Regions from separate parts of the Homo sapiens genome. Here region 2 is linked to region 1. Evidence: chromatin loops called from intact Hi-C (ENCODE). Cell type or tissue: HCT116. All regions are shown on one strand. Each heading gives the region's core, and the rest is flanking DNA. Links, peaks and the distances in the headings are about the cores only. Region 1 overlaps XPO6 (exportin 6). Region 2 has its middle 6.3 kb from the start of XPO6.

Region 1 (2,914 bases), core at 299-2,798:
GCACTCCAGTCTGGGTGACAGAAGGAGACCTTGTCTCGAAAAAAAGAATTAATATTTGCAAACAGAATTTAAACGAAAAAACAAACTTAACTGTGGATACTCCAAGACATTCGTTCACTCATAAAATCAAATCTCTGAATCATTTCCAAATGTTTCTTTAATCTCCAGATACCGCAACATATAAATCTGCTGAGCCACCTCAAATATCTACCTAAAGAATAAAGGTTTGCCACCAAATACAAAGTTCCATTTCCTATGAGCTTATAATGCACTCTAGAACTCTATAATTGTTTGTAATCTAAGCAGTATGACAAATGGCTCTCTAATAATTTTTAATCCAAGTAAGATAATGAAAATTTGTAATAATTAGTGCACTATGAGTACTCCCCAAAACTTCCAGATAGATTTTTCAATTCTAGAGTAACTCTGTAAGAATTTCAGCTTCCACATACTAACAACAGGCTACATAAAACAGCTTGGGCTTAGAGACGTCTGACTTCCACAGCCTATCTCCTTGAAATAAAGGAGAAGATGTGGAAATATTTCTCATTAGCCACATCAACCTTTACAGTAGAGGAAGCTATATGTGTCAATTCACAGGATGTACTCTGCTGGAAAAGCATTTGTGATCATTTAGTGTAAACAGCAGCATTTAGAAACTAAAAGTTCCTGTTCAGATGCAATTTCCTCTTTCCATCCATCCTTGAAAGTAGTCATCTTTAGAAGAACTACACTCTGAATTTTGAAGCAGATATTAACATAACTGTGGACAATAACTAGCAACCAGTAAACTATTTAATAGCCTCTGCAAATATGCCCCGCTTTACCAAATGACTCTTAACCAATGTTGATTCAATGCTAACTACTGCATAGTCTCCACTATGCAGGCAGAGAGGTCTCCACTATGCAGGCAGAGAGGTCTCCACTCTGCCTTGGCCAACATGAATCCAGTGAGGAAGAAAGCACTCAATATTCCTGTTCCTATGTCCTCTCCTGCAGGCTGCTGCCCACCTCCTGCCACCCCTACAGAAGGACAAGCAGACGTTTCAAGCCCAAAGGCTCCTAACAATCTCAGCACAAGCACATAACCATGACATTCAGGAAAAATAAAAAAATGAGGGAAACAACCTAGGACTATTTTTTTAATGTAATTTTTAAAAACAGAGATAGAGTCTCACTATGTTGCCCAGGCTGGTCTCAAACTCTTGGCCTCTAGTGATCCTCCCACCTCAGCCTCCTCAGTACTGAGGACTACAGTTGCAAATCACCACACCTGGCCCCCAATACATTTAAAAAGAAGAATGCCTTGGCTGGCAGGCAGACCATACCACTTTCTCCTGAGGTCGGGGATGGTGGTGGAGTGGCAGCAGTAACACTGTGTTTGTCCCAGACAGTCTCCAAGATACCTACCAAGAAAGGAGAAACAGAGTTATAAGAGAAATAATGTCCAGCATATAAAAATCATATTTAGAGAAAGTTTCTTGATACCTCTGATCAAACATGAGTACTTGAACATCCCTTTCTTGACCATGTCCTCCTCCAGCTAGCGGCTGTGCCTCTCGACTTCACAGCTATCTTCTGGCTCTCCACTGCTTCACTGTGGCCTTGTGGTGTGGCCTCTCCCCACTGTTGCCTCCAGCACTGCTCTTTGCCAGAGTCACCTGGTTGCTGCATGCACTCACTGGTCACTTAATCCCCATCCTCCTTGACCACACTGTGGCATTACAGGCCATTGCCTAAACCCTTCTCTGAGCTGGTAGCACCACTCTTTCCTGGCTTTTCTCTGGTTTCTTTGAACTCAATTCTATCCCTTTCACTATTACTTCCATCCTCTGCCCATGAGTCATTTAAACACACGTTTCCCCAGGTTCCCTGACTGACCTGCTTCTCCTCTCATTTCACTCTCACTGCTAGAGTGACTCATCCACTGCTATGGCTTCAATATATTCTGAAGCCTCTCAAGTCTCCTGTTCTTGGCCCAAACTCACCTTGACTATATACACCAAGCTCTGCCTCACACGATGGGGGCTTCAGAAACAAGGCAAGGCAGTAACAGACCTGCATGTCCACCTGCTTCCTGGACAATGCTACGTGCATATCCCAAACTCAACTTTTCGTTCCCCACAAACCTGCCACCAATCCTTTTTCGTTCCTCATGCAGGAAACAGGCTGGAAATCCTGGCTTCTGCTGACCTCATCTAGCCTCACCTGACCCAGGCTTCAGCTCACCCGACAGACGCGGCCTTGCTATGCTCAACTGTCTGCTGTTCCTTCTACATGTGTCCCTCTCAACCTCTGACCTGCTCTCCTCCTCCCAATTTCAACATCACCTTTCCACCAGACTAAATGCCACCTGTCTGTCGCTCAAAATTCCATTCAGCTGTCACCTCCTTCAGGAATTCCTGCACATAAAACATACCTCTATTTAGCTCTTAAAACATCTTTAACTGTTTACTTGTGTCTCCCCACTCAAGTGTAAATTACCTGAGGGTGGGAACTGTGTTTTCTTCCTCTTTGTACCCGTACAGAACCCGGAACATAAGGTGATCACAAAGGCTTTTGAAAATATCTTATTCTCAAATTTTTCATATTAAAACCTGAATAAATCTTGAAAGCATTATGTTAAGTGAAAAAGCCAGACACAAAAGATCACATATTGTATGCTTCCATTTTTATGAGAATTCCAAAAAAGGCAAATCCATAGAGACAGACTAAGTAGATTAGTGAATGCCAGGGATTGGGGGAGAGGAGAATGGGGCGGGGTGGGGGAGGGTACTGCTAATGGGTATGATGCTTCTTTTTATAGTGATGACAATGTTCTGGAATTAGATAGCGGTGAAGGTTGCACAACCTCAAGAATATACTAAAAGCCGGTCAATATTGCACTTTAAAATGGTGAGTTTTATCTCAATTT
Region 2 (2,914 bases), core at 328-2,827, 52 kb after region 1:
TATTCATTCAACAAACTTTCAGTGAGTTAGTATTAGCTTTGTGCCAGGCCTTTTGCTAAAAATGAAGTATTTAAAGTGAATAAGAATCAGGCAAATTGTCCACTGTCTGGGTCAGCAACAGCCACCCAAATAATTACAGCACATTGTGAGGTGTGTATGAACTTCCTAAGCGTACGAGGAAATGGGGAGGAAGCAACAAAGATGGTAACCTTTGGGTTGGGTCTTGATGGACGAATAGAAGTTCACCTGGCTGCTGCAGTCTTCAGTCCTTTTCCTACTCCAAGCTGTCTTCCACTGTGTCCGTTTCATTGCAAGTAACAAGGTGGGGACCCTAAAGTTTGGACTCTTAACAGTTGAAGAAGAAAAAAAGAATGTATTGTCTCGTAAAACGCCATCCAAAGGTTTGGATGAATTTCAGATATGGTGGATTCAGGGTGTGAATATCACAGAATTCAGTTTCTCTCTGTTCGTTGGTTCTGCTTCCTTGACTGGGGGTCATTTATCCTCATGGGCCCTGGCATATCTAGGCTTTCCCTTCTTCCAGGTTGAAGCCTGGTGGAGAGAAGGGCATATGCATCTCCTACAAATGTCGTAGAAAAATAAACCCTTTGTCTTTGATTGGGTCACATGCCCACTCCTGAACCAGTCACCATGGCCTGGGGAGTGTGATGCCCTGATTGGCTAATCTTGGGTCACATGTGCCACCAAGCTCCAGAGTAGCTCTTTCAATGGCCAACATCTCTCTCTCTCTCGAGCTCTCATTTTTTTTTTCATTTGTTTGTTGGTTTTGAGACAGGGTCTTGCTCTGTTGCCCAGGCTGGAGTGCAGTGGCTCAATCATAACTGACGTAGCTTCAAACTCCTGGGCTCGAGTGATCCTCCCACCTCAGCCTCCCGAGTAGCTGGGACTACAGTCACTGTGCCCAGCTAATTTTTTTTTTTTTAATGACTAGGGAGACGAGGGTCTCCCTAGGGTGGTCTCAAACTCCTAGGCTCAACCGGGCATGGTAGCTCACGCCTGTAATCCCAGCACTTTGGGAGGCCAAGGTGGGCAGATCACCTGAGGTCAGGAGTTCGAGACCAGCCTGGCCAACATGGTGAAACCCCGTCTTTACTAAAAATACAAAAATTAGCTGTGCGTGGTGGCAGGCACCTGTAATCCCAGCTACTTGGGAGGCTGAGGCAGGAGAATTGCTTGAACCTGGGAGGTGGAGGTTGCAGTGAGCCAAGATCACGCCATTGCACTCCACCCTGGGGACAGGAGCAGGACTTCGTCTCAAAAAAAAAAAAAAAAAAAACTAGGCTCAAGCAATCCTCCTGCCTCAGCCTCCCAAAATGCTGGGATTACAAGGGTGAGCCACTGTGCCTGGCCTCCATAGCCAAGATCTGTCTGAGCCCCACGACAGCTCTGTGAGGATCTCAGAAGGAAGAAAGGGTGAGAGTCTGGCACCCTCTGTAGGTGATGGGAACACACTGTCTGCATAGCCTGGCATTCAAGGCCTTTGAAGGCCTTCGCAGCTCTAGAGCCAGACTCTCTGGGTTTTTACTCAGCCTGTTACGTAGCTGTGTGGCCTTGAGCAAGTCATTTAAACTCTTTGTAACCTCAGTTTCCTCATCCATAAAATAGGAATAGTACTAGTACCTAGTTGGCTGGGCAGGTACCTGTTTCAGCTAAATTCTATCAGGAAAACCAAATTAGGATTCAAAATATTGACAAGGGAACCGGGCACGGTGGCTCACGCCTGTAATCCCAGCACTTTGGGAGGCCAAAGCGGGTGGATCACTTGAGGTTAGGAGTTCGAGGCCAGCCTGGCCAACATGGCGAAACCCTGTCTCTACTAAAAACACAAAAATTATCCAGGCGTGGTGGCACGAGCCTGTAGTCCCAGCTACTCAGATGGCTGAGGCAGGAGAATCACTTGAACCTGGGAGGTAGAGGTTGCAGTGAGCCAAGATCGCACCACTGCACTCCAGCCTGAAAGAGAGAGGAAGATTCTGTCTCAAAAAAAAAACAAAAGAAATGTTGACAAGGGGACTTTTTTTTTTTTTTTTTTTGAGACGGAGTCTCGCTCTGTCACCCAGGCTGGAGTACAGTGGCATGATCTCAGCTCACTGCAACCTCTGCCTCCTGGGTGCAAGCGATTCTCCTGCCTTAGCCTTTTGAGTAGCTAGGATTATAGGCATGCACCACCATGACTGGCTAATTTTTGTATTTTTAGTAGAGACGAGGTTTCACTGTGTTGGCCAGGCTAGTCGTGAACTCCTGACCTCAGGTGATCCCCCCACCTTGGCCTCCCAAAATGTTGGGATTACAGGTGTGAGCCACCATGCCCAGCTGACAAGGGGACTATTTTTAAAGGGTGGGATGTAAGGAAACCCTGCAAAGGAAAACACAACACAAGAGGTCTAGTAACAGCATGATTATTAGTACTTCTAAGCCTGCAGGGACAAGAGGAGGAATGGAGGCCAGAATCTGGAAAGGAAGAATTGTGTGAGAGCAGCTGAAGGAAGCAGCCAGCTAAGGTGATGCTGTGGGGAGAATGCCAGTGAAATAAACATGCTGACCTCACTGTCTGCTCTCTTGCTAATCTCCTGCTGGGGGATCCACATTGGATAAGTCCAGCTGTAAGCCAGGGAGCAAGGGAGCCTGCTGATGTAATCCGTACAGGTCGAACTTCTGGGCACAGGGCAGGCAGCACAGGGAAAGTGTGACAGCAGGGGAGCACATGGAAAAGATCCGGCAGCCCACCATGACCACGGCAAAGCATGAGAAGTGTTTAGAACTGTGTGGGTGGATCACCTGGGTCAGGAGTTTGAGACCGGCCTGGGTAACATGGTAGAACCCTGTCTCTACTAAAAATACAAAACTGAGCCAGTTGTGGTGGTGCATGCCTGTAGTCCCAGCTACTTGGGAG

Evidence for each region. Hi-C counts contacts between places; a loop is a spot of excess contacts. Peaks named below come from ENCODE experiments on the same cell type or tissue, not always from the same donor. Only the 100,000 strongest peaks of a DNase experiment are listed, where the experiment ranks them.
Region 2: it touches region 1 in a loop (7-fold over the local background); 19 of 110 quality-filtered maps call a loop at or near these places.

The regions. Positions count from the first base shown.
Region 1 is chr16:28,165,180-28,168,093 of GRCh38, forward strand. XPO6 (exportin 6) reads right to left here. Exons shown (of 24, transcript NM_015171.4): 6 at 1,329-1,406. Among named protein-coding and RNA genes, the nearest start is that of XPO6, 45 kb to the right of the region's middle. In HCT116, for the core only: no CTCF peak of the experiment used is centred there; a DNase peak (open chromatin) is centred at 1,852; H3K27ac peaks cover 326 bases.
Region 2 is chr16:28,216,845-28,219,758 of GRCh38, forward strand. No RefSeq gene overlaps it. Among named protein-coding and RNA genes, the nearest start is that of XPO6, 6.3 kb to the left of the region's middle. RefSeq lists an enhancer at 2,352-2,853. In HCT116, for the core only: a CTCF peak has its summit at 1,460 (motif pointing left); a DNase peak (open chromatin) is centred at 1,477.